Linked DNA regions of Mus musculus: region 1 is linked to region 2. The links are chromatin loops, found by intact Hi-C in ENCODE. Cell type or tissue: left cerebral cortex. All regions are shown on one strand. Each heading gives the region's core, and the rest is flanking DNA. Links, peaks and the distances in the headings are about the cores only. Region 1 holds the start of 1700019D03Rik (RIKEN cDNA 1700019D03 gene). Region 2 overlaps Nemp2 (nuclear envelope integral membrane protein 2).

Evidence for each region. A loop is a pair of places that touch in the nucleus more often than their neighbours do. Peaks named below come from ENCODE experiments on the same cell type or tissue, not always from the same donor. Only the 100,000 strongest peaks of a DNase experiment are listed, where the experiment ranks them.
Region 1: a loop joins it to region 2, with 3 times the contacts of the local background. A loop is called at or near these places in 19 of 42 quality-filtered maps.

The regions. Positions count from the first base shown.
Region 1 is chr1:52,946,122-52,961,394 of GRCm38, reverse strand. It overlaps 1700019D03Rik (RIKEN cDNA 1700019D03 gene), which reads left to right and starts at 8,555. Exons shown (of 2, transcript NM_144953.3): 1 at 8,555-8,780. In left cerebral cortex, for the core only: CTCF peaks have their summits at 6,028 (motif pointing right) and 8,948 (motif pointing left); DNase peaks (open chromatin) are centred at 6,043, 8,205, 8,959 and 9,699; H3K4me3 peaks cover 2,392 bases; H3K27ac peaks cover 1,825 bases.
Region 2 is chr1:52,643,844-52,659,116 of GRCm38, reverse strand. It overlaps Nemp2 (nuclear envelope integral membrane protein 2), which reads right to left. Exons shown (of 9, transcript NM_001142647.1): 7 at 13,631-13,856; 8 at 10,191-10,367; 9 at 7,198-9,411. The coding sequence ends at 9,273. It also overlaps a transcript of Mfsd6 not described here. Among named protein-coding and RNA genes, the nearest start is that of Nemp2, 21 kb to the right of the region's middle. In left cerebral cortex, for the core only: no CTCF peak of the experiment used is centred there; DNase peaks (open chromatin) are centred at 7,059 and 10,311.

The DNA of each region.
Region 1 (15,273 bases), core at 2,572-10,571, 300 kb before region 2:
CCTTCTACCTCTTGTCCCCATGGGCTTATGACCATTTTATACTATAAAAATATACTCATTACAACTTAAAAGTTCCCATATCCCAGTGTGGTGGTTTGAATAACTTCATGTATTTTAATCCTTGGCCATATGGAGTGGCACTATTAGGAGGTGTGGCTATGTTGGAGTACTTCAATATGTAGATGGGGTTTTAGGTCTTCTATGCTCAAGTTCTGTCCAGTGTGGAATGAGAGTCTCCTCCTGGATGCCTTCAGATCAAGATATAGAACTCTCAGCTCCTTCTCCAGCACTAGGTCTGCCTGCATGACGGTAATGGGCTAAACCTCTGAAGCTATAAGCCAGCCCCAATTAAATGTTTTCCTTTGTAAAAGTTGCTTGGTTGTGGTGTCCCTTCACAGCAATAAAGCTCAAACTAAGATACCCAACTTTATTCTCATAGTCATTAAGAATTCCAAAACTTTAAAAATCCAAAGTTTCTTAACTGTAAACTCCTATAAACAACTAAAACAAAAACAAGTTACAAGCTTCCAACATATAATGGCATAGAATAAACATTCTTATTCCAAAAGGGAAGACTCAGAGCATAAGAAGAATAAAAATACCAAAGCAGAACTGAATTCCAACAGGGCAAGCATAAAAGCCTAGAGCTCTTTCTTTATACAGCATATTATAGCTCTGGAGCTTGTGATGGTATCAGTGTGATTCCAAAAGGATTTGGAAGCCCTATTCCTCCTCCCTTGCTACTTACAGCACACACAGCTTTTCTCTTAGGTCCACTCTACTCCACACTTGCAGCTCTCCTTGGCAGACCTTCCATGGACCTGGCATCTCTGACACTTAGGTGTCCTCATCAATAGCATATCAGGGCCTCTCTTCACGGTTTGCAACTCTGTCACACGGTGCCTGGCCTTAGTGGATCCCCAGGATCTCCTCAATCTTGCATCTTCCATGCCTTCAAAACCAGCATCATGTGACAACCTTGCCAATTCCTGCTGCCAGCTTCAAGTCAGCCCAGCTCCTTAGTCGGCAGCTGTATATACGCTTCTGTGTTCTCACCAAGAACACACTTCCTGTTGGCCCAGTGTCAAGCACTGGGTTTCTCTAAAATCTCCTTAGCAGTTATAGACGTTTGCAGATTTTTCTGTTTCTGCACCTTCCCTCTCGGAAATTTTACTTTTCCCATACACCTTTCCTCCACCAAACAAATTAGCTCATCATCTTTAAATTTCACTTCACTTAAGTTCTTAGGACATGAACAGAATAAAGACAGGTTCCTTAACAAAATGTCACACGGACGGCCCCAGCCAAGTTCATGACATGACAGTCCTTGGTTCTCTCTTTGAAACCTTATGAGCCAGACCTTCACTGTCCTTCACTTCATTCCTCTATACACTGTTGTCTTCCAGGATGCCACTAGAACATCCTATTAAGCCCTGTTTACAGTACTCAGTGGTTTGGTTTTTTATCCCAAAGTTCAAAATTCTTATACATTACACTCACAAAACAGTTGCAAAGGCCTAAAACTCACAGGGTCAGTTTTATCGCAACAGCAAACCCACTTCTCACTACCGACTTCCTTCTGTCTCAGCTTTTTTTCCTGTTTCTTGGATAAAAGACCCAATCGAAACCAACTCATGGGAGAAAGGGTTTATTTAGCGCATGATTGGAGGTTATATTTCACCATAGCATGTAAGTCATGTATGGTAGGAGCTCTAAGTACCTAGTCACATTACATATGCAGCCAGGAAAGAGTAATGAATGCACATATGCATGCTCAGCTTACTTTCTCTATTCATACAATCCAGAATGCCATGCCTAGGGAATGGTCCCGTCCGTGGTAGATAGGTCTTCCCACCTCAAGATAATACAGACAGTCTTTTGCAGACATTCTCAGAGATTAACCTTAATCTAGACAATCCTTCATAGATATTCCCATAGCTCTGTTAACAATACTAACCATCATAACTGTTAATTCTGTTATGGAGGGTTTTTTGTGACCTAATTTACCCTACAGATTCCTCATCTCCAAGTGTCCTACAGTGTAGGCTAATTTCAATGTATGAGCTTTAGGGTGGATACAACTGTGTTATATTCAGTCCTACAAAGCTGAATCCTAGCAAATTTGATTACTTTTTCTCCACCAATTATGCACTGCCAAGAGCTTTGGAGCTGGATTGTTTTCCACAGTTTGGTTGGTTGGTTTGATTGATTGATTGATTGATTGATTGATTGATACCTAGTGCTGTTTCCACTAGTTTCTGCTCCTTTGCTCTCCCTTCCCTGTCTGCTATCAGCTAGAATGTATAAATGTGAAGACTGTTTCACTTAATTTTTCTCTTAAAGAGAAAGCATAATTAGTATTGACTATAGAACAGATGCATGTGTATTTTATGAAAGAGAAAACTGGTTACTCTGACCTATGTGGCTGTAGGGTGATACAATTGGGATGGAGATGATGGAGATGTCTAGTGAACCTTATCATTAGAGTCAGGGCTTTCTGATTGCTTTACTTAAATTAGACTTCTTGTAGCCAATCTCAATTCAGAGATCAGGCTGGTTGGGAATCTAATAGGTTGATAAGAAACTAAATTGAATTTCTTGTTCATAAAAACTGGGTGGCCCCACATCAGATGGAGGTGAAATTTGGCCGTAACTAGATTCTCTTTAGAATTGAGTCAGCGAATCCCTAGAGAAAGGATTTTAATCAAAATATCCATCCTTATCAATAACTGTCCTTAATTTGGAGGCTAGTCCCTAGATTGAGGAGGTGATTTATTTCAAGCCTGAAAAGGTTTTAGGGGGTTCTTAGAACTTTAAGGAGCTTTCAGGGAACAAGCCAAGAGGAGGGGCGAAGCACTGTGTTCTCTTGTTTAGCACACAAATCACACATGTGTCACCTAATACAGCTACTGTTCCAATGAGAATGCTGCAAAACTTCAAATAAAATGCAAAAGGATAAAACAGTGAGGGATTTATACTGCCTAAGAGATTTTACAGAATGTCGGGAAACCCAGATAATGAGACCACAAGGTAAGTGCAGCAGCAGTGGGTAGCTACCTACCTCTTAAGAAGGACCATTGGGTCCCTTCTTAACATGACCCTGGGCTCTCAGAGAACTTCAAAACTTGCTTATTTAGTTGCTTTGCAAAGGAAAATATCTTTATTTTATTCTGATTAAATATAATTAATGTTTATTGTAACAAGCTTTTAAAATTTTTGATTAGTGTGTGGTATATGTATATGTGTTCACTATGCACATGGGAGGCTAGAGTTCACAACTGGGTGTCTTTCTTTGGCATTCTCTACCTTACTTTTTGAGACAGAGTCTTTCACTTGAATTTGGATCTTATATTCTTGCAAGACTAGCTGGCCAGGAAGCCCCCAGAGATCCTGGGGGTCTGGGTCTGGGATTACAGGTACGAATGACCACCTTAGGCTTTTTAAATGGGTACTTAGGATCAAAACTCAGATCCTCACATCCATACAGTGAGTCCTTCCCTGACTGAGTCCCTGACCCCAGCCCTAGTGTAAAAAAGTGTTTACAGTTCTGAAAATGTACAGCTTTCTATTAAATTTTCACTTCCTTTTGCCTTGGTTACCTTGGTTTACTCAAGGAACAGGCATAGAGGATTCCTTCATCTTTTGTGTGTGCGTGTGCCTGCTTCTTTTTTCTTGAAGTATGGGAACTCAAACCCAACAAGAAGTAGTCCTATTAAGCATAGGAATCTTAGAAGACTGAGGCAAAACTAGCCTCAGACTGGTGAGTTATGAAGGGAATTAACTTGTGATGGCAAGCATAGCATGCCCATATACTTTCTGCCAGGCCAATGCGCTTCAGTTAGGATTTCTGCAGCGTGACTGGTTTGTGCCACTAACTCCACACTCATGCATAGCACTGTCCTAACAATTGCAAATCCATCCATCCAAGAACGCTTTATCACATTGTTTTGTAATTTAAGATCTTTCTTGGAGTCTGTTATCAGTCATAACAAATCACCTAGCCTGGTGCTTATGGGCCCCGTGCTTTGTAACTTAGACTCATTTTCTTCCCACTTAAATGTTCATGCTCCTGGCCATTCCCTGCTTTTAGCATAGGCTTTATACACTTAATCCCTTTTTCAACAACTGAGGCATCTGTTTCTTGGTCTGATGAGAGCTTGTCCACTTCTCAGCGGAAACACTTATGATTGTGTCTTCTCCCTTAGGCATTTGATGAGTTTCCTTATAGCTATTTGCTACTCACCTCATAAGAGGCTGCACATCAGTGCTGCTGATGGAATTCACATAGAAGGCCATGAGCTAGAGCCTTGCTCAGAAATACAGACGCAAGAGAAGAAAAAAACGACTGAGTACTTTCTGTTCTGTTCTGCTTTGTTTTGTTGAGACAGGGCTTCAATATGTAGCCAAGATTGGACTCACTCCTAATCCTCCTCCCTCCTCCTCCCAAGTCCTGGGTTTGTAGGACTGTGCCACTGCACCAGGCTTAGAAGGCTTTATTGAATTGTTCAAACCGCGTGGTCTGCCACTAGGGATTCAAAAGCTCTGATAGCAGCCCATCTTCTTTTCAAGTCCTGGTAAACCAACTCAGCAGCAGGGGACATTGCCCACATGGGCTGAAGGACTAGGAGCTAGATGGGAAAGATTGTTACTTAGAACCAAGGCCAGATTTAGCAGGCCAGTGAGCCTTTGGAAAGCAATGTGAACTGCATTGGCTTTGGAGTCAGGCCTGGATTCAAATATAAGTCCAAGCGTACATCAGTAGTTGCCTTGTATTTCCCATTGCCTTCTATTTAAAACAGGAACCATCGCCGCATGGACTATTTATTGTAGAAGGCTTTGTGGGTCTCAACTCACAGCTGCTCAATGACTAGTTACAGCAGCTTGTTTTCCATCAGAGGTTAACAGCTAAATGATAAATCCTAAGCCATAAAATGTTTCTAGGTAGGCAGTTTCTTATGCTGAATTTCCTGAAATTCTTCAAGTACCAACTTATCAGATCTTTGAGAGTTGATTTGATTTCTGAGGAGAATCTTTAATAAAATTAAACTGTTTTCTTAACTGATGGCCACAGAGAGAGTCACCGATCCTTGCATGGTACACAGAATCCCAAGGAAAGACTCAAGTATTTTGATAACATCACACAAACTGATTTAAACACTGTAGGCAGTGAGGTAATGGAAATTGAATCACACTTAAAAGCACATATAACCTCAAGAAAAATATAAAACGTGTAATACAGTGTGACATATAAATAATAAATGTGGCAACAATGATCACTTCAAGATTTACCATTGTCTCATATCCACATTTCACGAATACACAGGGGTGTGTGTGTGAGAGTGCACACACACGTGCAAACACACATACGCACACACACACCTGGGCCCTTGTGAGGTGTTGTTTTGGCCTTTGATTTGGTGAACTATTAGAAAAGAACTTTCTCACAGCAGTATGATTGAGGTTGGCACTGAGCTTCAAAGCCTTCTTAGGCACAGGGTCAGCTGGGAGGAGTGGGAAGGCTGTGTAAGTTTGCAGGAAGAAAGTTGGATGCTATTTTCATACTCAAAGAGCTCTTCACAAAGAAGCATTCTTAGGTGTCTTGCTTGCTTGGACTACAGAACATGTTCAAGAATCAACATGTGTGGCTGGTGAGAAGTCTCAGCAGTTAAGAGCACAGACTGTTCTCGCAGAGACTCCAGTTCTACGGCAGCTCACAACTGTCTGTAACTCTAATCTCAGGGGATCTGACTCTCTTCTAGGTACCAGACTTATGTCTAGATGCACAGAAATACATACAGGCAAAACATCTATACACATAAAACAAGTATTTTTAAAGGATCAACATGTATTACAATTTCCTGTATTGTAAATCTTTCCATTTCAAAACCCAGGTCTGGGTCTGAAAAACGTGTGTCTTTCACCTACTCACAGACAGGTATCTGGAGCTCTCTGTCAAATCTGAATAAAATCCTGGCACATGTAAGAAAAGTCCATGACTGCAGAGACCATTTTAGCCTGAATATCCTCAAGCCCCATCGGCAGAGGGCGCCAGATTCTCTGCAGTAGCCTTCTATCCAACTCCTTTCCATTCATATCGATCAAAACCAACCTCCAATCTCCAGAGAAAAGTCACCACTGGCTTGGAATCCGGCTTCTGGATGTGAGGAGGGAGGGGAGAGGGGTATACCAAGAAGACTGGCTGTGTGCAATGCTGGGGAACCTGAGGATTGTCTCCCATCCTCAGCCCATTGTGCATCCATCAGGGTAGCCCGACACTGGTGCAGTCTCTAAGACAAACTCTTGACCATCCATGGAGAGGAGAGGAGGGTCAGGCCTGGATCTGACAATCACAGTATGGTGCCAGACCTTTCTCCTCTGGTGTCAGCTTCTTTCTTAGACCAAAGGTTAAGAGTAGATGACTCCTCATAAAGATGATCCAGTGTGACCTCGAATAGAGCAGAATTAGCTTACACTTGGGGCTAGGGAGATAGTCCAGTGGCTAAAGTGCTTGCTGTGCAAATAGGACACTAGAATTGAGATCCTGAGCACCCATGTAAAACCCCAGGTGTCACAGTGTGCCTGTACCTCAGTGCTGGGAAGAGGAAGTCAGAAGCCCAGGGGCTTGCTGGCAAGTCAGTCTAGCCACATTCACCAGCCCCAGGTTCAGTGAAAGACCCTTTGTCACAATAGGAGGAGAGTAATAGAATAAAACATCTGACATGGACTTTTGGCCTCCACCTGCAGTCACGGGCACACACCCACACACACAGGCATGTACACACACATACTCTCCAACACACACTCACATAAAGAAAGTAATATGCTTGTGTCTGGAGTTCCATTATGACGGAAGCCAGAGACTAACATTTTCTTCTCTGCCCTGCTAACTAGGATGGATAGCTACAAATTTCTTCTCTCCCAGAGCCCATCAAGGCCTAACACTTGTCACTCAGGATTGGGCTAGAGATCACTTAAAATAATAGCAACATCGGTTGACTGAACTGAGAAAGATAAAAGCAAGCAAATAACATTGCATTTAATCATAATTATTTAGCACAGTGTGCTTGAAATGTATGTGAATGCATGCTCCATTTAGATATAATCAACTTTGTACACTGCAATAGTTGCTTATCAAACAAATCAATTTAATATTCATATTCTGTTTGTCTGGTGCCATTAATCACACTAAATGAAAAAATTGATATGTTTGAGGCACAATATTTTCAGGTCAAAGTTACCTTAGCTGATTTGCACAGAACTAAACTAAAATGCTGGATTCACTTAAAGCTGAGCTAGGTCTGGAGGGACTTCTTAGATCCTTTGCTCTCTGAGTTAATTTTTTACTGAAATGGACCTCCAAAAGGCCCTGTTTATGTTAGCCTATAGGCTTCAGGCTTTTCTTTAGGAGTGGGGAGAGAGGAAAGTGCTGAAGTGTGTGTGTGTGTGTGTGTGTGTGTGTGTGTGCCCTTGGGTAGCATCTTCAACTGCTCTGGACCTAATTTACTTGAGTCAGGGTCCTTCATGAAACCTGAAGGTTGCCCCTTTGGCTGTGGGTTCTCAGGAATCCACTCATCTCTGCATCCCCGCCCCCCCCTCCCCCCAATCCTAAGGCTGGGCTCAGCCTAAGCATCTGCATCTGTAAAGCAAGGAACTGAGAGAGTTCTGCTGAGGTCCCTTGGGGCATGAATTTTGCATTGACAATCCATTGTAGGACAGGATGGAATAATGGTTCTTTTGTCATTCTCTTGGGGCGGTTACTGACGATGGGAATCACACAGACAGATGCAGGCATCTCATGGAATGAGGTCTAACTGAATAATGGCTATGTTTTGAGGCGCTTGTTTCCTTAAAGGGTAAGAATATGATCTTTCTTGATGTTTTGTTTTGAGAAACAAGCGTTTCGATATTTGGGTACTCGGGGATAGAAAAGTGCAATACTGGACGCATTTTTAAATTTAGAAGTGCTTGGTGCACTTCCGAGTGCACTGGGGCAAAGTACTTAGGTCTGGTGGTGTCTTAGGGTAGAGCTGCGAGGCGTGGCGTTGGGATCAAAACAGGTTTGACTGCTAAACTGGCACTGGAGCAGCGCAGCCTTCAGGGGAGGGCCCCGGGGCAGGTGACAGGAGATCACCTGCGGGGCTGGCGCCACGCTGCAGCACCGGACGAGCCGCGCCTGCTCCCACGTGGACAGAGATCAGGTGATGTCTCAGTCCAGGTGGCTCTGGGGATGTGGGGCAGGAGAGGGAGATACAAGCTCACTTAGCTTTCATACTTGGTGGTCTGGATCTTGCTGGGGAGGTGGAGCCGTGTGTGAATAGGTTGCCGGGTGGGAGTGCGAGCTGTGGCCCAGCACTTCGGATCCCTTTGGTTGTGCTTGGAACCCAATGCTGTTGGGCAGGGGTAGCCCCTGGCGGTGCCAACACTGAGGGTTGTGCTCCGTAGCCGCGGGTCCCTTGGCTCCACTTTCAGGGAGCGAGCCGCGAACTCGTGAGCAGTTCTGGGAGGAGGGGGGTGGATTAGGAGGGGTGCAGGGGGAGGAGCCGGGACCACTGCCGAAGGACGTCCGCCCTACTCCAGGGGAGACGTTGTCTCTGCTGCCCGGCCATGCCGCACCTTTTCAGGCTTCGGCTCCCTTCCTGAGGCCCCGCCCTGGGGGGCAGCACCCACCCTGGGAGCCCGGGCTGCGGCCAGGGGCATGAGAACAGCCAAGCGCCCGCGCCTCCTCGGCCGAGGCCGCGCAGACTTGCGATGGCGGTGCAGCTGGCCCGCTGCAGTGTAGGGTAAGTGAACATCTGGAAGGTGGGTGTCCTGCTCCGATGCTGTGACCTTTTGACTTTCCAACCCAGGAAAGCCGGAGTTGCAGTAGTTAATTTTATCTAACATTTCACAGCCAGCTGTCCTGGACACAACCTCACATCCTAGGTTCCTTAATTGAGCCTTTAGCTCCATCTTCTGATCTTGTTCCGAGCCCACAAACTAAAGTATTTCATTGCTCATTGCAAGATGCAGGTTCATCCTCCTCCCCACCTGAAGAATGAATGGAGGTTTTCCGGTAAGGACACTACATGCACAAGTCAAGCTGTCAGGCTTGTGCTGAGTGGCACATGATTAGCAGAGTGTCTGTACTCTTGGAAGCTGTGGGAGGCTGAATCCTGAGGGGAAATGATGCAAATGAAAGAGAAATGAAAGAATAGACAGTGGGAGCCCAGCTACCAGAGAAAGCTCCAGACGCAGTCCAGTCGTTTCTCTTCTATTGCTGTTTTGACCCCTCCCCCATCTTTTACTGAAGGTAACAAAACAACATAAACTAGTGGGTAAACTGTCCACCTCTTTTTAAAGATCCGTCACTGCCCGTATATATGAGATGGAGATTTTTGGCAAAATTTCAGGGGGATAATATAGCTAAGCACGAGTCAAGAAAATCCGTTTTTCCTTTGAAAGGGGTTTTATTTCCTGACACAGCTATCTTGTATGTATGGATGGGAAATGGTATTAAGTATAGCAGAAAGGTTCTGGGAAAAATAGTAACTTCATATTTACTCTTTTCTTTCTTTTTTTCTTTTTGCTGTGTAAGAAAAATAACTGTAGGTACATTATGAGATAATAAGGGTACTTTAAACTGTGGTCTGCCCTCAGGCAATTTCAGTATGCTGTCCACACAGCACTGCTGCCAGAAGCCAGGTTCTGATTGGCCACTTCAGTGTGAGGAACTCAGTGTTTGGAGTTATATCCTGCTCCTGTCAGAAAAGCCGTGTTTACACTGAGCTGACTTCTGCTTGTGTCTCCTCAGTCCTGCCCCAGCCAACAACCTTTCAACTTCCAAGATTACATTCAGGATGTCTACTTCTCTTTGAAAAGAAAGTCTAAAACTTTAAATTTGGAGCTCACTCCCTAAAAAAAAGTAAAGAAAAGAAAAAGAAAGAAAGCAGAGAAGACAGTAGAGAAAGGAAAGATGTGTGGTGATAGAGTTTCTGTCTGCTTTAGCTGGCTGCTGTAAGGATGAAACTGTTAACCCACACAGTGCATACAGGTGCTCGGGAGACAGAATGTTTTACTTTTCTTTAATGAGTAACCAAACTCGAGTTAAACACATCAGCTTATCCTGAAACCATCAAGCAAATACTCTGAGCTTGACTAAAAACTCATACGTCCCTGTTGTTGTCAAGCTGACTTTCTTCCTCTTTAATCTGTGCAGCTTGGTGGTTTTGAGGGGGAACGCTTTCTCTCTTGGTTTATATTACTTTAAACCTCTAACTTCCACTTTAATGCATCCATCCCAGCTTTGATTCTGACATTCATTGTGTCAATTCTACACATCTGAGGAATTTGCTTGAAGTTCAAGTCAATGCAATGCACAGGGCAGGCTTTTATGTTGAAGGTTGCACAGTTAGAAGCCGGTGGCACAGCAGAGATGGTTCCAGGATTTTGAAGTCTGGTACTTATTATTCCTTTTCCAAAAATGAGGTTAATGCCATCCACTTTCAGGGTGAGTGCTGAAATTCAAAGTACTGAAAAAGCCAATCACAAGAGTGGCCGGAGATCTAGTTGGTCTCTAGCAGATATTGCTCGAATTAGTGAGCCGGATAAATTCTACACTTACACTGTTCTAGTTCATAGACTGGACTTTTTGAAAAGGTTTCATGAAAGGGAAGTTTAATCAAGTGCCTTGCTAAAAACAAACAGACTCTTAAGTTTTACCTGTGATTGACCAGAGTAACCAATCACTTCCAATTCTAGAAATACAGACCACTACCCCTGCCCAAGTGTTGCCTGCTCAAGTCTTTAATTTTACCAGAGATTGATATCAAACTGGTCTATAAAGCTTAGGAATTCTAATTCACTTTCTCCTGTTGGTTTTTTTTTTGGGGGGGGGGGTTGGGGTTGGGGTTTTTTTTTTTTTTTTTTTTGATTTTTCGAGACAGGGTTTCTCTGTGTAGCCCTGGCTGTCCTGGAACTCACTTTGTAGACCAGGCTGGCCTCGAACTCAGAAATCCGCCTGCCTCTGCCTCCCAAGTGCTGGGATTAAAGGCATGCGCCACCACGGCTTCCTCCAGGATTTTGTATTAGAGACTAACATTGGGCAAAGTTATGTGAGCAACTGCAGCTTCTTGAAACCTTCTTCTCATAGGATTTCGGGAGATTCTCTGGATATTCTTGTGCACACAACCCCAGGTTTTCTTGGAATGCTGGAGTCTGAGTGACTGGAATGGGGAGGCACAAGCAGTCTGTCTTCAGCTGGTTCCTCAGTTCTCTCTCCTCTTCCATCCTTTCCAGCTGAAGCTTACAAGGCTGGCACACAGCTGCTTGCTTTCTCTAACACTAAAAGACGCGGGTGGACATGGATGCTGGAACAGGCCAGCTCCAAGGAGGAGTGGGGAAGCCAGTGCTTTTAAACATGTTTCAGGGAACCTTCCCTCCCCTGAAATACTGAACCATTAGCCACAGGCAGCAACAGATATGCTAACTTCTTAAAAGAAATATCAAGTATTTCTAGTCAAGGTTTAAGATTTTTTTCTGAGTTCTTGGTCTCTGACCTGGAGTCCAAGTACATTTGAATCCTGAGTTCTCTTGTGTCTCCAAAGAAGAATAATGTTCGCTTTTCAGTGTTCAGAATTAGGAAGACTGCTGCCTGGAAGTTAATCTAATGCTCAGCACTTAATTCCCTCTAATTATTTGTACCTCCTACTTGTTCTAAAGTATCTGAATTGGTTTCACTTTGTAACATAATGTCTAAAATTGAATTTAGAGAGGGAGAAAAAAGAGTTCTTTGCTGTCTTGTGAGTGAGTGGTGCTTGAGAAACCCGTGGCTAAAAGGCATTGTGACATAAAACGATCTTATCACATGTGTATGCAACATATGCGACACGAGGGGCCTTCATTGGGTCTGAGATTCTAGATTGTTCTTTCTTAATCAGTGCAAAGCTGCATCTCACTTTGTTCCAGGGCTGTCGTAGTTAGGGTTTCCTTTGCTGCAATTAAACACCATGGCCAAAAAGCAAGTTGGGGGCAAAGGGTTTATTCAGCTTATACTTTACACTGCTGTTCATCACCAAAATAAAGTCAGGTCAGGGACTCAAGCAGGGAAGAAACCTGGAGGCAGGAGTTGATGCAGAGGACATGAAGGAGTGCTTGCTTCCCATGACTTGCTCAGCCTGTTTTCTTGTAGAACCAACCATAAGGCCTGGGCCCACCAATCACTAATTGAGAAAAATGCCTTACAGCTGGGTCTCATGGAGGCATTTCCTCAACAGATGTTCCTTCCTCTCTGATGACTAGCTTGTGTCAAGTTGACACAAAACCAGGCAGTCCAAGGACATATTTTATTCCCATCACAGACTCAGGGTGAGTGATAAGGTAAAGTCCCATGTCACCCAGAGTAAAGCCTGCAGCTAAGGGTGACAGGGCCTGCTTAAATGACATGACAAGTAAGAGAGGTTTTGAGCTGATAAAGGACACATCACAATTCTAACTTCCAGTTCCAGAACTGCTACTGACAATCCTGGATTACATGTCTTTTCATAATTATAATCTTAAGATATCCATCACTTAAAATAATGAGTAATTTGATGTTCCCAGGTTTAGGAGAAACTCCAGAGGAGAAGGGGAGGAGAGTGACTGGGAACAGCTGTGTTCCAAAGCAGGTCTAGATCCTTGGCACAGAGAGCCTCTCCTGATGTTCATTGTGTCAGAGGTTCAGACTCGTTTGTTTAACAGTGCCATTTTCTCTACCTTACACTGAGAAACTGAGTGCATGGGAGCTGCGTCACTGAGAGTGCTCTGGTGGTGAGCAGCCATAGGCTGTTTATGAGGAAACTCCACCGTGTTCTATGGGTTACTTTCAGATAGATCAAGACTCTATTTACGTACTTCCCAGCTTTTAATGTTTGGTGGAGTCTGTTGGTTTGTCATTTACTCCTGTTGTAAATTTGTAGTCCAAGTAAGTGATTCTCAATATTCCCAGAACGAAGACCCCCATTTAATACTGAAATTACATGGATCATACAAAAAAAGAAAAGAAACGTTTTGCATATAGTATTGGAGGACAAATAATGACAAACATGTTACAAACTCAGTGACATAGTTTTTAAACAGAATTTAGGTATTTTGTGTGTGTTTCTCTTTGTGTGTGTGTGTTTGTGTTTGTGTGTGTGTGTGTACATGTCTCAGAGGTAGACACTGGGTCTCTTCTTCAGTCACTTCCTACCTTATTTTCTGAGACAGTTTCTCGCTGAGCCTGGAGCTCACAGGTTTAACTAGACTGGCTGGCCTGCAAGCCCCAGGACTCCGGTCTCTGCCTCCCCAGTGCCAGGAGACCAGGTGCATCTTTGTTCCGCCCTCCTTTGTTACATATGAGGTACTGGCATTGAACCTGGATCCTCACAGTTGGGTGGCAAGAACTTTTACCCCCTGAGCCCTCTCCATCGGTCCTTCAAGTATGTTTTTTTTTAAATGAATTAGCACTTAATTAACTATATTTACATCGAAACTGATACTGTAGACATCTATATGTACAGGGTGTGTGTGTGTGTGTGTGTGTGTGTGTGTGTGTGTAGATTTGCATTAGTTCAAGGCAGAGCCCATTTTAAAGCTATAACTTGAAGTAGATGGTCTGTGAAAGGTTTAGAGAATGATATAAAATGGGACATCAATAAGCCAATGTTGGGCCTTTGGAGCCCTTCTGCCTGTTCACCTACCTGACAGATTTTAGCTGTGTTTTCTTAATTATTATTTTTTAGATAATGTTTCCTTGTGTGTAGTTCATGATAGTTTCAAACTCTGGATCCCATTGCTTTGTCTCCTGAGCTGTCTCAGGCACCTGTCACCATGACCACTTTTACTAGGTCATTTTGAGCAACCAGTACTAGTAGCCTTGGTTTACTGACCTCTGCCCTTTTCTGTATCATTTATGACCTTCTTACTTGGGATTTACTTTTTCTGTTTTAGCTTAGGGTGAAAGTTATGGAACTAATTTAAACTTTGTTTTTTACAAGGATTCAAATATATATAATGTAGTTTACATTTAAAGGCTCATTTCAGAATTTTAATATATTGTAACTTTTATTACATGGAAAAATATATGTAACTTCTTTTACAATCTCATCTTCACCTCATGGGCAACTTAAAAATGATTAGTTCCCAAATATCTGGGACTTTTCTGGATACTTTATTATTTTTAAAATTTTAATACTAGGGCAAGTGGGAACTGTATGCTGTAGAATTTCAAGCCTTGGAATCTGTTAGAGTCTCCCATATTCCATCCACCCTGATGAATGACCCTTAAGCACATGGCAGGGATGCCTTAGTTGTGTTCATTCTGCTCCATCAGTGGCAGTTGACCCAGGCTGGACATGATGTTTAAAGTGCACATTCTTTATTTTGTCCCTGGATATTCTGCTCATTTCTGCTTATGCAATATAAATCTCCAAACTCTGCTTGTGGCTTATTTTTCCTTTTAGTACTACCAAGTCGTGCTTCTTCATGTATTTCCAAGGTATCAGTCACACACATATTCATGCACCACTTATAAACAGAAAAGACATTTCAAGATGAGTTTTATGTTTACAGAATAATCCAGGAGGAGGTAAGGAGTCGTCACACATCCCTGACTATATCCATTTACCCAGTTTCTCAGACTGTCAGCATCCATGCAGTAACCCATGTTACAGGATGGAACTTTGTTGCTACATCATGACCACCCAAAGTTCACACTTTATATCAGGGTTTGCTCTTGATTTTATATAATTCATAGTTTTGACACATGTATAATCCTGTATACCTGTCACTATAGCAACATCCAGAATGTGTGCACTGTCTCCATTATTATCTGTGTTCAACCTATCCATCCTACCTGCCTCCATAATGCCTATATCTCTGTCTTCTTACTAGCTATATAACTCTGCCTTTTTTTTTTTTTTTTTTTTTTTCTAAAAATTCCATACAGTTGGAGTGATATAATACCCTCTCAGGGTAGCTTGATAACACATTTTTTTTTTTTTGATATATTTTTTTTTCCATTTTTTATTAGGTATTTAGCTCATTTACATTTCCAATGCTATACCAAAAGTCCCCCTTACCCACCCACCCCCACTCCCCTACCCACCCACTCCCCCCCTTTGGCCCTGGCGTTCCCCTGTACCGGGGCACACAAAGTCTGCGTGTCCAATGGGCCTCTCTTTCCAGTGATGGCCGACTAGGCCATCTTTTGATACATATGCAGCTAGAGTCAAGAGCTCAGGGGTACTGGTTAGTTCATAATGTTGTTCCACCTATAGG
Region 2 (15,273 bases), core at 2,768-10,767:
ATCGCTCCCATTGGCTTCAAAGACCTGTGTGCATTCCCTGCTCTGTCTTGCTTAGTTATTAGTACTCATTTTGAAATCCTACGTGTGCATTAGGACTCTCTCACAGGCATTCTTTGCCTAGATATCTTGAGGCTGAGGGTCCTTGTTTACTGATTACTATACAGTGTCTCCTGGCTCTTGAATACTGTGGCCTTCCCAATAGCTAGCATTCAGGTATCCCATGGCTCTTGCCTGGTGACTTGCCACAGGGCTGGGGTACTCTGTAAATATTTGTGACGTATATGTAAATGTAAAGTTGTTTGCCTAGCAGTGACAAGAACACAGATACAAATGTTCCCTTAGCCATAGGTATGTCTGCTTATAGTGTTTGTGTTTTTCATGCGGCTTTGGCAGTTGCACATAGGAAAGGAGATGAAAGGTAAGATGTCTATCCTATTCCTTTATGCGTTGGTCCCTGAAGTGGGCTTTTTGAGACATCACCACACATTAGCTGTGTGAAAATATGTATAATGGTTGGATTTGTTTTTTTTTTTTTTCTCAAACACCATGGAACATGTGTTTTTCCTTCCAGGGGACCAGTGAGAATCGGGAAGCCTCTCCAGCTGGTGGAGCCCAGCGTGCCCCACGTGAAACTCACTCCGCCTCACCTAGAAACCAGCCATCCCCTGACACAGCAGCATCTCAAACGCAGTCCAGCCCTGCTCACCCCAGTGCTACCCCGCATGGACAGGAGAGTGGAGAGAAGCAGGCTCAGCCCACTGTGGGAGAACACTGAGGGTCAGCTCATACCCTGCATGGCACTAGGCACCTCAGCCAGGACAGGGGGCGAGGCCCCAACCCTGACCATGCCTCTACAAGGGGGTCACTGCAATGCATATGCTTCTAAATATCTAAACTCATTACTGTGGAACAACACACACACACACACACACACACACACACACTCACTCACACACACACACTCACTCACACACACACACTCACACGCACGCAGATGCACAAATGCACAGGCACACATGAGTAAATGTTGGCAGGAAAACAGAGACTGCCACAGTCCAGTAGAGACACAGAACAACGTCTCTTGGTTAGTTAGGTCTGACCTAACTTCTCCACCAAGATGAAAGGGTGAGAAGCAGAACTCACACCAAGTTGGGTGAATGAAAGGGCCACAAAGTGAACAAGGACTTCATCTCCCTCTTCTGATTATTTATTCTGAATATTGGGTTCTTAGTGAAAAGTGAGAGGGAAAAAAGTATATCTATAGTTTTATTCGTCTTGAAGAAAAGAACTTTAAAAAATATAAGACATATTGAAAAGGGAACCAGATGGAACTTAGTAGAACATATGCTTTTTTTGTTGTTTAGAAAAGTTCACTGAACTTTGTACATCTCTAGCAAATCTATTTTTATATGCATATAGTATATAGTGAGCATAGTTCTTTGGGACGCAAAGCTGTTGCTGACTACTGCATACTGAGTTGAGCTTTAAAATGTCTTTGATGCAATGGGCTGTGAGAATGAGCAGAAGTGAGAGGCTATTTCAAAGACTCCAAGCAACTCAGTATCCTAAGACATGACAGACAAGGCCTTCCTAAGCAGACCCTTCTATAGCAGCCTCTGATGCTGGATTTTAATTAGACTTGGGTTCTAATTAGCTAATGGAATTAAAAAAAAAAAAGACAACTCACCAGATTCCTAAGTGTTAAGCTAAAGAGTACTATTTACAAACAGCAGGATAAGATTTAAGTGCCTGGGGGAGGGACATGATGTTTAAAACTTACATAGTAGGTCTGTTTTGTTTGTGAAGGAGTAAGTAGGGAACCAGGAATGGGAATTCTGGGAATAAGAATGACTTTCTAAAGACTTAAGACAAGAATCTTAGAATATTCTTCTCCCCCAAACCATAGTCATACACTGAAAACTTTTGGGTTTGAGCTACAAACTACACCAGGTACCACCCCAGATAGAGGGTGTCTTGGGTGACTGCATGTAGAGCTTGCTCCTAGAAGGAAAGCAGAGGCTGTAAGAAGCCAAGGGATGCCTGCCTATATGGAAGGGGGATGCTGCTGTGGTTGAATGGGGGTCAGTCATATTGTGGATGGACACCAGAATGGTTCGAAATGGAAGCTCACCCTAGCCTCTAACATAGGAGACAGGATCAGCTGTACAGTGAAGGCCTCTGTGTGACCGTTCTGCCTGCCCCTGCCTCGGGAGGAAACATTCTACACCTGGATGCCTAGCTTCACTACAAAACACAGCTTGGAATGATGGGAACAATTAAGCTGATGGTTACTTTTGCACTTGAATGGTACTGCACTGTCAACCCCCAAGGCTCATTTTAAGTGACCTTTAAAATCAGATGTATTTATTATGCTCGTGCAATTACAGAAATGAAGTGGGAGACAGGCTGAGCCCCACCTATGAATGTACAGTATGTGGATTGTGAAAGTGACTGTAGGGAATCAGAGCGTTGTATCTTGTGTTTACAATTCTGGTTGATTTCTTTGAAAAGCTGCTGGTTTGGGAAATGCACAGTGGGTGTATTGAAATAAAAGGTAAATACCATTTTTAAATATTTCGTAAATGAAAAACACGTGACCAAACAAGAGAACATCCTCTGCTCTGTAATGAATGACACCAAATTCAATATGCCTTCGTTACAAAATGTTTACTGTGAGCGTCGATCCAACAGTGCAGTAATTTCTAGCCTTTTGAGCTGACACCTTCACGAGTTTGTGGACTTTGTGACTTTTTCTTCCTGTTCTTACAGTGCCATATGTCACTTGAAAAATATTAAAGTGAATTCCAATTAAACTTGATTTGAGAATTTTATAACCTCTCTTGAGATCCTTAGAAATACTCAGGGATGTCAAAGCTGAGGCTAGGAATCACTACCATAGTGATTTGTCCTGCTCCTCTCTGCCTGCAGGAAGTTATGCTACCCTAGAGTTCTGTGTGAACCCAACTTGGCTCGATGCTATTAACTAGACTATTCTTTTTTTTTAATTAGGTATTTTCCTTGTTTACATTTTCAATGCTATCCCAAAGGTCCCCCATACCCACCCCCCCAACCCCTTACCCACCCACTCCCCCTTTTTGGCCCTGGCGTTCCCCTGTACTGGGGCATATAAAGTTTGCAAGTCCAATGGGCCTCTCTTTGCAGTGATGGCTGACTAGGCCATCTTTTGATACATATGCAGCTAAAGACAAGAGCTCCAGGGTACTGGTTAGTTCATATTGTTGTTCCACCTATAGGGTTGCAGTTCCCTTTAGCTCCTTGGGTACTTTCTCTAGCTCCTCCATTGGGAGCCCTGTGATCCATCCATTAGCTGACTGTGATCATCCACTTCTGTATTTGCTAGGCCCCGGCATAGTCTCACAAGAGAGAGCTATATCTGGGTCCTTTTAGCAAAATTTTGCTAGTGTGTGCAATGGTGTCAGCGTTTGGAAGCTGATTATGGGATGGATCCCTGCATATGGCAATCACTAGATGGTCCATCTTTTTTGTCACAGCTCCAAATTTTGTCTCTGTAACTAGACTATTCTTAAAGCAGAGTAATAGTACATGCCAAAGGCCAGCACAGCTCAAGAGCCAGAGTCATAGGACAGTGCTACTTTATCGTCCTAGTGAGCTTGCAGTGGCAGGAAGTTGCAGTGGCAGGAAGTTGCAGTGGCAGGAAGTTGCAGTGGCAGGAAGTTGCAGTGGCAGAAAGCAGGCAGGTGGCTAGCACTCCCGGGGATTTGCAGCTTGCTCATGGGACTCCTAAGCAATATGCCTCTCGGCATATCAGTTAAGTAGAGCAGCTGCAAAAGGGGAAGTTCATCCATGGTTAGGTCATTTGTTTTTCAAAAGCCCTACCTGGTATACATAACCTTCCCCATTGAAAATATGAGGATTCTTAAGCGAATAGGGCCTAAGTTATGGGATCATGGTCAGAGCCAGGACACAGACTCAACTCTTGCTAACACCAGAGCCCTGCCTACCACCTTCCCATCCTAGTGGGAGGGAAAGCGTCCACGGTGGTACAAGACATAAATAGCCAAGCCATGAGTTCTGTGTGCCTGAAACCTATGTGTGTTTGTTTCTATTCTTGATTTCTAGACATTCTCTAAAACCTTAAATCAGCATCCCAAGCAATAGCCTTACCAATAAAACGTCCTGACAAGATTGTAGGCTACTTTTGTTGTCCCAGTATGAGTGCTATGGGCTGCTTGTGACTCTTACAGTGGATATGTACCTACTGTGTCTCTGAGGATTTCTATCTTTTTTTGTTTGGTTGGTTGGCTTTATTGTTTGTAGAACATGATTTTAGTATTTTCAACTGTTAATATTCAACAAACAGAATCATTTTAAGATATATTTTGTTGTATTTCATTTCTGATTTTATTAATTTAGATACTGTCTTTGTGCCCTCTGGTTAGTCTGGCTAAGGGTTTATCTACCTTGTTGATTTTTCTCAAAAAAACAGCTTCTGATTTTGATTCTCTGTAGAGTTGGTTTTGTTTCTACTTGGTTGATTTCAGCCCTGAGTTTGATTATTTCCTGCCATCTACTCCTCTAGGGTGTATTTGCTTCTTTTTGTTCTAGAGCTTTCAGGTGTGCTGTCAAGCTCCTGTAAGCTCTCTCCAATTTCTTTTGGGAGAACTTAGAGCTATGAGTTTTCCTCTTACAACTGCTTTCCTTGTGTCCCATAAATTTTGGTATGATGTGTCTTCATTTTCATTAAATTCTAAAAAGCGTTTCATTTTTTTTCTTTTTTTCTTCCTTGACTGAGTTATCATTGTGTAGAGCATTGTTCAGCTTCCACGTGTATGTGTGCTTTCTGTTGTTTTTATTGATATTTAAGACCAGCCTTAGTCTGTGGTGATCTGATAGTGTGCATGGAATAATTTCAATCTTCTTGTATCTGTTGAGGCCTGTTTTGTGACTGATTATATGGTCAGTTTTGGAGAAGGTACCATGAGGTGCTGAGAAGAAGGTATATTCTTTTGCTTTAGGATGAAATGTTCTATAGATATTGTTAGATCCGTTTGGTTAATAAGTTCTGTTAGTGTCTCTGTTTAGTTTCTGTTTCCCTGATCTGTCTATTCCTGAAAGTGGGGTGTTGAAGTCTCCCACTATTATTGTATGGGGTACAATGTGTGCTTTGAGCTTTAGTAAAGTTTCTTTTATGAATGTGGGTGCCCTTGCATTTGGACCATAGATATTCAGAATTGAGAGTTCTTCTTGGTTGATTTTTCATTTGACCAGTATAAAGTGTCCTTCCTTATCTTTTTTGATAACTTTTGGTTGAAAGTTGATTTTATTGGATATTAGAATGGCTACTCCAGCTTGTTTCTTGGGACCACTTGCTTAGAAAAATGTTTTCCAACCTTTTACTCTGAGGTAGTCTCTGTCTTTGTCACTGAGGTACATTTCCTGTATGCAGCAAAATGCTGGGTCCTGTTTACGTAGCCAGTCTGTTAATCAATGTCTTTCTATTGGGGAACTGAGTCCACTGATGTTAAGAGATGTTAAGGAAAAGTGATTGTTACTTCCTGTTATTTTTGTGGGTTTCTATCTTTAAACCACTTCCTGTGATGCAAACTGTCATGCAAGACATCACTTATGGGAAGTCTGGGGGCCTTTACTTCCTTAAGTTCTGCAAGAGCACTTGGATCCAAGTTAGGTGACTCTGTGAAGGTGAGAGTATGATTATGAGAGATGATTACTGGAGAGGGAAAGGGTGATTTCCCATCCAGACATCCTTCAGTGCATTGAGACAAGACACTTAAAACTCTAAACCACTCACGTAGTTTACACAAAAGCTTTAATAACTCCCTGACACAGAACTTCTAAGCCAACGGACATCTGGGAAAGTGATGCTTGTATGAGAACAGGAATTGGGAGGTGAAAGAAAAGTTCTTTTTCAAATCAGAAATCATATAGCTTAGGCAGGGCCAGCTGTGGCTTATAAAAGGGAGCAACTTGCTGCTGTCTGGGAAAATGTGAGCCAGCCCAGGTGAACATCTCATCTGGTTCCCATCTGCCCTGGGCCGCTAACACACTCGCCCTATTGTAGCTCAAGATTAGACCCAGATTTCACAGGGCAGCTTGGAGACTTCATAGTGCTTGGGTCAAGAATGTGGGCCTGGGGCCAGAAGTCTGTCTGGACTGAAGTGTCAGCTTTGCCAGTCACAGTTTATATGGGCCTAAGGCCTCCTGGGTAAAACTGAGGTTTCAGTGAGAGACTTGATAGTACAGAGCCAGGTAAATGTGTCTTCTGAGATAGACTCTGCTGGTTATGTGAGTCTCAGTGCCTTTATCTTCTGCCAGCTGCGATACACTGCAGATTGCCTAATGGGAGACAGGTCTAGAGAATGGAAGTCAGGTATGAGTCAGAGGCTAAACTGGCACCTCATCTATCCATGCAGTGTCACCCAGTGGGGAATCTGTGAAGGTAGCTTGCTCACAGGGTCATCTGAAGACATCTGTCTTGCTGCAGGCTTCATCAGACAAGCATCCCATGTGATTTATGTGTAGGATTCCACTGCAGGTTAGACAGAAAAGCCAATCCAAAAATGACACATCTAATTGTGGGGAATCCCCAAATAGAGGATAATGTGAGATCCTATTTGGGCGGTTATTGATCAGCATCGCCTCTGGATCGTAACTATGTATATGTTCAGATATATTGATACAATCCATCAGATATCCTAAAATCTGTAATCTCTTACATTTCTAGATATTTTTAAAAGACATAAATTCAAATATTTTCCTGTCACATGGACACTCCCCTAAAATTCAGCCCTAAATATTATTGGCAAACTACATAACTAGTTCACAAAGTGTCTTTGTGCTTGTAAACTGTGTTTTAAAACCCTTGAAAACTAGCATTCAAATGATATGATTTTTTAAACCATTTAAGTATAGCCACCTACGCTGCTTCTCACCCACACATTTGGTGTCAAACAGTCCAACTTGCTTCAAACAGGGTGCTGTTGGGAGGCATCTGCTGTAAGCAAGGGCACAACGAGGGTTCTGCTGTGTGTATGTGCATGTCTGCGAAGGTGTGAAACATAGCTGCCATTGAAGGACAGTCAGTCATTGGCTGCTTCAGAAAGAGGAGGAAGGTCAGAAGGGAAGGACTGTACACTGCTTGGTGGGCATTAGAAATGTCATTGGTCTTTGTCATACACACTGACTCGGAGCCCAGGGAACATTTCACCAGAAATGTTTTAATTGTTTAGCTTCTCACAGCTCTCACATAGCAATCTGACAGATCCATGATTCTTTCCAGAAATGAACATGAAAAACAGCTCTCTCAAAAGACGACCACTGTTTTCATTGTGGGTGCACGGGCTTGCTGGTGCTGGGAGCTACAGCTTCACAGTGAAGTCCCAACTGTGGGGTTGTTCTGGTGGCTCAGGGGGTGCTGATGTGCCAGACACACACAAACACATTCTATACTAGGCAAGCTGTGTAGTGAGAGGTGAACATGGCAATGCCCAAGTACTGACACACCTGACCTGTTACAATGCCCAGAAATAAAGCTACTGAAAAAGAAAACCAGATTAAGCTGTGGCAAAATGTTACAACTCCTGTCTATTTTTGCAAAATAGTTGCCAAAATGACTAGAAGCACATTGTTTACACACAAGTGTTCATGCCTGTGTGTATGTGCATGCAAACTCAGAGGAAGGTACCAGGCTCCCTGGGACTAGAGTTATGGATGGCGGCAAGCTGCCATGCCACTCAGATGCTGAGGACGAAACTCAAATCCTCTGTAAGGCTCTTTTTAGCCACTAAGCCATCTCTCCAGACCCTATTCTTTGACGTTTTAAAGTCAACACGTAAAGGCACAGATTGACCTGAGTGAGGTTTCTAAGAAAAGGAAAAAGACTCCTGATATTACCTATGTCTGTCAAAAGGCAGAGGCAGAAACACTGACATAGAGCGTCAAAGAGAGAGCATCATTTGAGAGTGAATATAGAAAGTTCCGAAGTCAGCATCACTCTCAGGGGATGACAGTGACCAAGTCCGTGTCTTGTCCCCCTCCTCCTCTCTCATGCTTTGTGTTTCTGTTGTTGTTTAATCATTACAGTACATAAGATAAAACACCCTGACTTTGATTCTCAGAGGATCAAGTAGCGACCTGTTCACAGAATGTCTGCCATAGCCAACTCTTAAGGCTATTTCTGCTCCTTTCCTTGGGCCCAAAGCCCAATTTGTAGCTCATTTTAACCTGAAGTTTATCATGGATCAAGAAACAAACATTTGCTCTCACTAAAAAAAAACAAAAGAAAACAAAACAAAAAAAAAAACCAGGTATCACAAATCTATTTTGTGGGAACTCATTGTAAACATATATAATCAGTTTTAAAAAATAAATCACAAAATGTCACAAATGCTTTCATACTTTCAATTTCAATATATAAAAAGTACAAAAATTATAATATTTTAATCTGTCTGCATATAAAATCTTATCAAAACATTAAATATAAGCCTAAGAAATGTTTCTTTTTAATCACAGTTATTAAAACAAAACAACAACAAAACTTGGGGCACCAACACCATGAGACCAAGGCTAGAGCGAGACAGCCCTGAACCTGCACATGAAGAAGTGTCTTATGCCTGAGTCCCAGATGCACCAGGGGCTGCCAAGGCTGCTAACGACACTTTTGCTCTAACTCTCAAACCTAAATTCCACCATCAATAGCATTTCCAAACATGAGTTCTAAAGATTGTTAGTCTCATGAAAAATGGTTTGTGGTTAGTAACTTAGAAGCCCTGTGCATGTCTGCTTTTTAGGAGACCCACAATGACTTTGTAACATGAAAGACCGAGGAGCTTGCAGAATATATGACTCTGAGTTAACCACAGCCAGCATCAGAATTCTTTCAGCAGCACTTCGTACTATCACGTGAATAGCACCTTAGAAAGCACTGATACTGGTGAACTGGTATGGGGGAGGGGAAGGACGGAGGGCAATAATGCAGCCTTTTGAGCCAGCTCCTGGGCATCCAGAAGGGAGTTAGTGCCTGGTGAAGGGAAGGTCTCAGGTTCTGTTTACTGGTCCTAAAGAACAGGTTTGCACTGTTTCCATGAAGGTCTTCATTCAGGGCATGTGGCAATGACACTTTCAGCCTTCACACCACCACAGTAAAGCTCTCTTGCACAAATGAAAACGAGTTTTTCCTTATTTGCATGGCTTATTTTTCTCTGAGGTGCATGGGTCCCACCCAGCTGGAGTAGGATCTTTGCCTTTTATTTGCATTCCTGTTCAGAATGAAGTCAACTTGCAGGTAGACTGTCAGTCTGCAGGCTAAAGAGCTGTTCCTCCAGGAAGGCACCCCCAAGGCCATACTGCTTTTCATGTGTGCTGACTTCCTCTGGTGACAGGTGGCTGGCTCCAAGAACAAACTCTGCAAACCTTAGAAAATTTTGTTTTAAATAGTTAATTTTTGATTGGATGGAACACAGGGCCCCCAATGGAAAGTACCCAAGGAGCTAAAGGGGTCTGCAACCCTATAGGTGGAACAACAATATGAACTAACCAGTACCCCCAGAGCTCGTGTCTCTAGCTGCATATGTATCAGAAGATGGCCTAATAGGCCATCATTGGGAAGAAAGGCCCCTTGGTCTTGCAAACTTTATATGCCTCAGTACGGGGAAACGCCAGGGCCAAGAAGTGGGAGTTGGTGGCGGGGGAGGGTCTGGGGGACTTTTGGGATAGCATTTGAAATGTAAATGAGGAAAATACCTAATTAAAAAAATAGTTAATTTTGTCATGGAGGTTTATCCGAAAGATGATGTGTGCCTCCCCACTTATCCCCTTTAATTAAATTTGAATTTGTGTCAGCTGAGGATAGCATGTAAACCTAAACAGAGGACAGCATATGTGATTTCATGTGGGCAGGATTATTCATCCACAAGCAGGTGTACCAAGTCATTCCTTCAACTTCCTCTGTTCCTTCTGAGTGTAGTGCATTGTTCAGATTTCACTGTCAATGCCTCGCTCAGATCTGCATGGCATCTAAGACCTCAGCAGCTCTCCCGGCAGGCCAGAGCACCCAGGAAGTAGAACTCCCACAATTCTGGTGTAAGGTGTAACCAAGAGGAATGGTTGCTTCTAAGCAGAAACGTATGCTGCAGATACTACGTGATTTTCAAATCACTTCAAATGTGTGCTGTGGCCAGGGCAGGACTTACTTTTTAGGAGCCTGGAGTCTGGAGACAGCCAGCCAGGAAGGGAAGTCAGGCCTGCAGCAGGCTTGGCGCAGTTCCTCGAGAGCCCTGGCTGTTGCAGCTTCAGCTTGCTCCCTGTACTCGTCATCAGTGAGATACCTCGCCACCTGAGGTTCTGCTGTGAACCACGGCCTCATTTTCCTAAAACACATGACACGTGGTTGACAGATTCCTGCCCAAATCAATCCTTGTAATACTCAAAAATATGCATTTTACACGCCAACAGTCATACCTGGGAGCTCCTTGTATGGCAGACTGCACTTTGCACAGCCCTGCCATGACAGAGGGGTAAGGAATGAGTCTACTGTGCTTGCCTCTTCTCTCCCTGCCATAGCAATGGCCTAAGGCCTTGGAGAATCAATTTCTGGTTGAGATGTTGATTAAACTTTTTTCATTGATTTCTAATCAAACAATTAGACAAAATGTCTGGCTTCCTACTTTGTCTGCTGTTTTTTTTTTTTTTTTTTCTTTTTTTGGCAAGCTTTCAATGTGTCCTTTCATTAAGACCAACAGGGAGGAACACCACTTACTACACTACGAAGAAGCTGGAATTGTGGGGTATCACCCCCACCTAGTGGTGGTGCCTCTGATTAACCCGACACAGAAAGGAGATGCTGCACAAGATCCATCAAGGAAAGGAACTTGAATTAGTTCTTCTTTGGCTACATACACACCAAGAACCCAGAGGCTGGATGTTGTCTTCCAGTCAGGAAAGGGATAAATATCATAAAACTATAGCAATCTGCACGTTAGGAACTCAAGATGATAACAGAGACATATGGCACCTGAACGAACGAACTGGTTTGAAAACCAAGTGACGTTGTTTTTTTTTTTTTTTCTCCTCTTCTGAACAACTAGCCAGGTTTCCTATAGGAAAAACCCAGGCTCTGACCCAGAACACTGGAGCACAACCCAATTTGAAGGTGACCTCACTGTCTGAACTTGGCCAATCTCTTCCTGGTTCCACTTCACTGTGTCACATGGTAAGGACAGCAGAATGCTTGCCTCATCAGCCACTGAAGAGATGAGGTGGGATATTTACACAAACTGCTCAGTCATCATCAAAAAAAACAGCTATTATATATTAACATAAACACAAAGAGCACTTTGCAAACTAGAAAGTGTGATAAAAAGTAAACACATTTTTTGCCTGGTTTATTATTTAACCTGTAGACTTCTTTCTACTTTAGTCCCTACTGTCTCAGATAATTATTCTCTACCAATGGGTAAAGTAGACAGCATAGCAGTACATATGTATTGCTATAGAATGCCCCTCAGACACATAATGGAGCCATCATGCAAATGAGAACACACTTGCTATTGGCAAGACAGTAGCTAAGGGAAGGAGATAGGAACTCTGTGTTCCTTGGGCCACAAGCCCGGCAGGCTGTGCAGTGGCCGGCCACCTCCTAGTGGAGGGGCCTCTTCTCAGATGGGGCCAGGAGAAAAGCCCTTTGGTCTCAAGGCATCCCACTTACACTGCTGCCTTTTATCCTATGACTACCTTGTACTGTTTCTAATGTTTTACCCAAGTGATGCTATCACACACAGGGCCACTAGATCCAGAAACTACCTGACACTATGGAGTCTGCTTCCTCACAGCCAATGATCAAGCATCTATTAACTCCCTTTACCAGCCTTAACCTCACTTTCCTACTCCAAGTCTCTCTCTGTGTCTGCCTGGACCACAGCAATGTCTAAGAATACCTTCTACTACAGGACTTCCCTGTTGACCCTATGCCAGAAAGCAGATGGGTCTACCCCACCAGCCAACAATTACTCATCTCTAGTTTAGTTTTTCCTGGGTGAAGTTTCTACTTTTCATTAGATTAACTGCCAGCATTTTCAGTGAAAGAATTACATCTAAGTACTAGTCTACATTTACAGTTTCCTTTGAATATCAGATCTGAAAGCAGAATCCACATTTTAGCAACAATCAACTCCTGCTTGTTTTAAATGCTGCCTTTGTGATGGGGGTGCAGTGCAGAGTTTCCCATAGTCCTGTTGGCCACCCACTGCCTTGCTCCTGCCTGGGCCCAAACTTTTGGACTTATACCTTCTGTCTAGACAGGAGGCAGTGAACGAATGGAAATGCGCACAGCTGAGCCCCACACCAAGCCCCACACACAGAACCAGGCTGGACTCCTCAGTGAGCCCATCCAGTATGGCCAGGGCACACCTCACTCAGTGTACTGACAGCACTGTTGCCTGGTGATGGCTTTATAGGGGGCCTTTTCTCTGTCAGGAATGCATTCCACATCTGTTCAAGGGCCACCCTGGGTCATTACTTAAGATTCAACCCAATGATATCTCTTGCAGGAAGTCCTTCCTGGATTAACACTTTAGTTCCGGGGGAAGCTGTTTTCATACTTAAAGGATACATAGTGTTAGGGCTAGAAAGAAGATTCAGTGGCTAAGAATGACAAGTGCTCTCCAGAGGACTGCAGTATGGTTCCCAGCACCCACACCAGGTGCTCACGACTGCACGTAACTGCAGCAACACAGGACCTTCTGGCCATTCTGAGTACCCACAAACATATGGCAGACACACACAAACACATACACACATATACACACTTTTTTTTTAAAGGCAGTTGATATATAATTGCATGCCCACATCTCTACAATATACATCCTCAAGAGCAGGACCATCTCCATCTGTGTGCCTGACACAGATGCAGGCTAAGGAAACACGTAACAATACTGTGTCAGCAGAGGTGACCTTATCTTTCTTTCTGTATTTTCACGAGGCTAAATTTAAAATGTAAAACAAAGTGAGCCCTTAATAAAAATGAACTGAGTAACTCCTTCCAATCATCCAGGACATTTCCCCCTAATTCCTCTCTTGTAAGCACAATTAATATCACCATGTCGACATTGGCTCTAATGAAAAGAAGTGTATGATAAAGGTAGAAACGTTATACAACCCAGAGCCCAAGCAACTTCTTCACTGATTCTAGCGAGCTCTAACCTCAGAGTAATTTGTGGTATAACTCAAAGAAGATGGAGCAAACACTTAGAGCTCTTGTTCCTCTAAGAAAAGTGAAACCTCCAGATTAAACATAATTACGTGGCTGGGCAGTCGTGGCACACACCTTTGATCCCAGTGCTCAGGAGGCAGAGGCAGGTATGGATCTCTGAGTCTGAGGCTAGCCTGGTCTACAGAGTGATTTGCAGAATAGCCAAGGCTACACAGAGAAATCATGTCTTGAAAAACCAAACCTAACCAAAACAAAACAAACAAAAAAACAACAAGGACAAAAAAAAAATCCCACAAATTAAAAACAAACAAACAAAAACCCCATAACTACTTGTAAGATGTAACCAAAAGTATCTCTTAAAACAATAAACTAACCCAGAACTCAAAATATCAGATTTGGTAGCCATAGAAAAAGGATACCCACCACCTGAGATAGCTGAATGCTCTCAGGAGATAGTGCAGACTCCAGGAGAACAAGAGGACGATCAGAACAGCATAGGCAAACTGAGGAGCGGCCACACCAGTGTAGACCAGAGCCAGGGAGAAGAGCCTCAGGGTCCACATGAGAAGGTCTCTGCTCCCCTCATCAGCAAGAGGCCCGTGACTGTAACAGGCAGCAAAGCTACAAAGTCCAACAACCACCACATAGCCTAGAAACACAGAAGAAGGGCAAGCATTTAAACCTGAGCTGGAAAACTGAGGTGGAAAACCTGACAGAGCCCTGGCTGAACAGTAACATCTACCAGTTAACTTTGATTTCAAAAATTAAGAAAACGAACAAAATGTTTCCTTTTTTCAATAAGGTTTGAAAAGCGTATCTACAGCTCATTAGTCCTGGATTTGAGTGCGAGCACAGGTCGGCTTTTAAAGATATATCATTATTGTTATCTGTCTGAGTGTGTACATCAGCAAGCGGTAAAGTCAGGAGAACATCAGATACCCTAGAACTGGCTCACAGGCAGTTGTTGTAAGCTAACCAGTCCAGGTGCTAGAAGCTAAACTCGAGGCCTCTGGAAGAGCAGCAAGCGCCCTAAGCCACTGAGCCATCTCTCCAGCCCGACAGGCTAGCTTCTGTAATAATTTAAGAAATATGCTGATTATTATGATAATAATAGTCATATCTGTTTTTAAGTCCAGTGTCCTGGGTGGACAAGTGGTTTCATGGTTGCTTTGGTTAAAAGTAAGCCAGTGGATATCATAGTTTGCTTACAAACCCTAGATTTAATTTTTAAGTTCTAGTCACTAAAGGAGAATGTAGTTTTACAGAGGACCAATCAGGGAGCTAGCCATGCCCAGTCCATCATTACATCTGATACATTGTTTCCAGATGGGAAGTATACAGCATTTCTAATGATTTTCACTGTAAGTGCTTAATTTGTTTCTAAGCAAATCTAGGATTCAATTTCTCATTTACAGTAGATACTAAGGAGGAATAAGTTAAATTTAAAATGGGCCTCACATCAATCTAGAAAGTGGAACTCTCACAGGATGTCTTATGTGGCTTCTCCAGCACCTTGGTGAGGAAAGAAGCTATGACGGGGCTATTACTACTGTCTGGCCTCAGTGGGAGGGGATGCACTTAATCCTGTAGAGATGTGATGCGCCAGGGCAGGGGGATGCCTGCGGGGAGGACCCTCTCAGAGGCAAAGGGGAGAGGGGAAGGGGAACCAGGAATGGGGGGCAACATTTGGAATGTAAGTAAATAAAATAATTAATTTTAAAAAGCCATATATAATAAAACTAAACTGTACTTGGGGGAGACAAAAGAAATTATGATGGATTGGGAGAGTTACCTGGCCTGGCAGAAGATTCAGCACAGCATCCAGGTTATAGAGTCAGCCAGCCAGCACAGGTAACTCAGAGTCTAAATATGACCTGTGCAGTAGGTGATTCTATGCAATTATGAATCTTTAACATCTAAGAGTGAGGTTAAGGATCTAACTCAGTGGTGCAACAGATGCTGAGTGTACATGAGGCCCTGGGTCCAGTTCCCAGCAATAACAACAATAAGTAAGAGTTATTCAGTTATATATAAAAGTGCTCTTGTTTCTTTAGAGACAAAGAGTA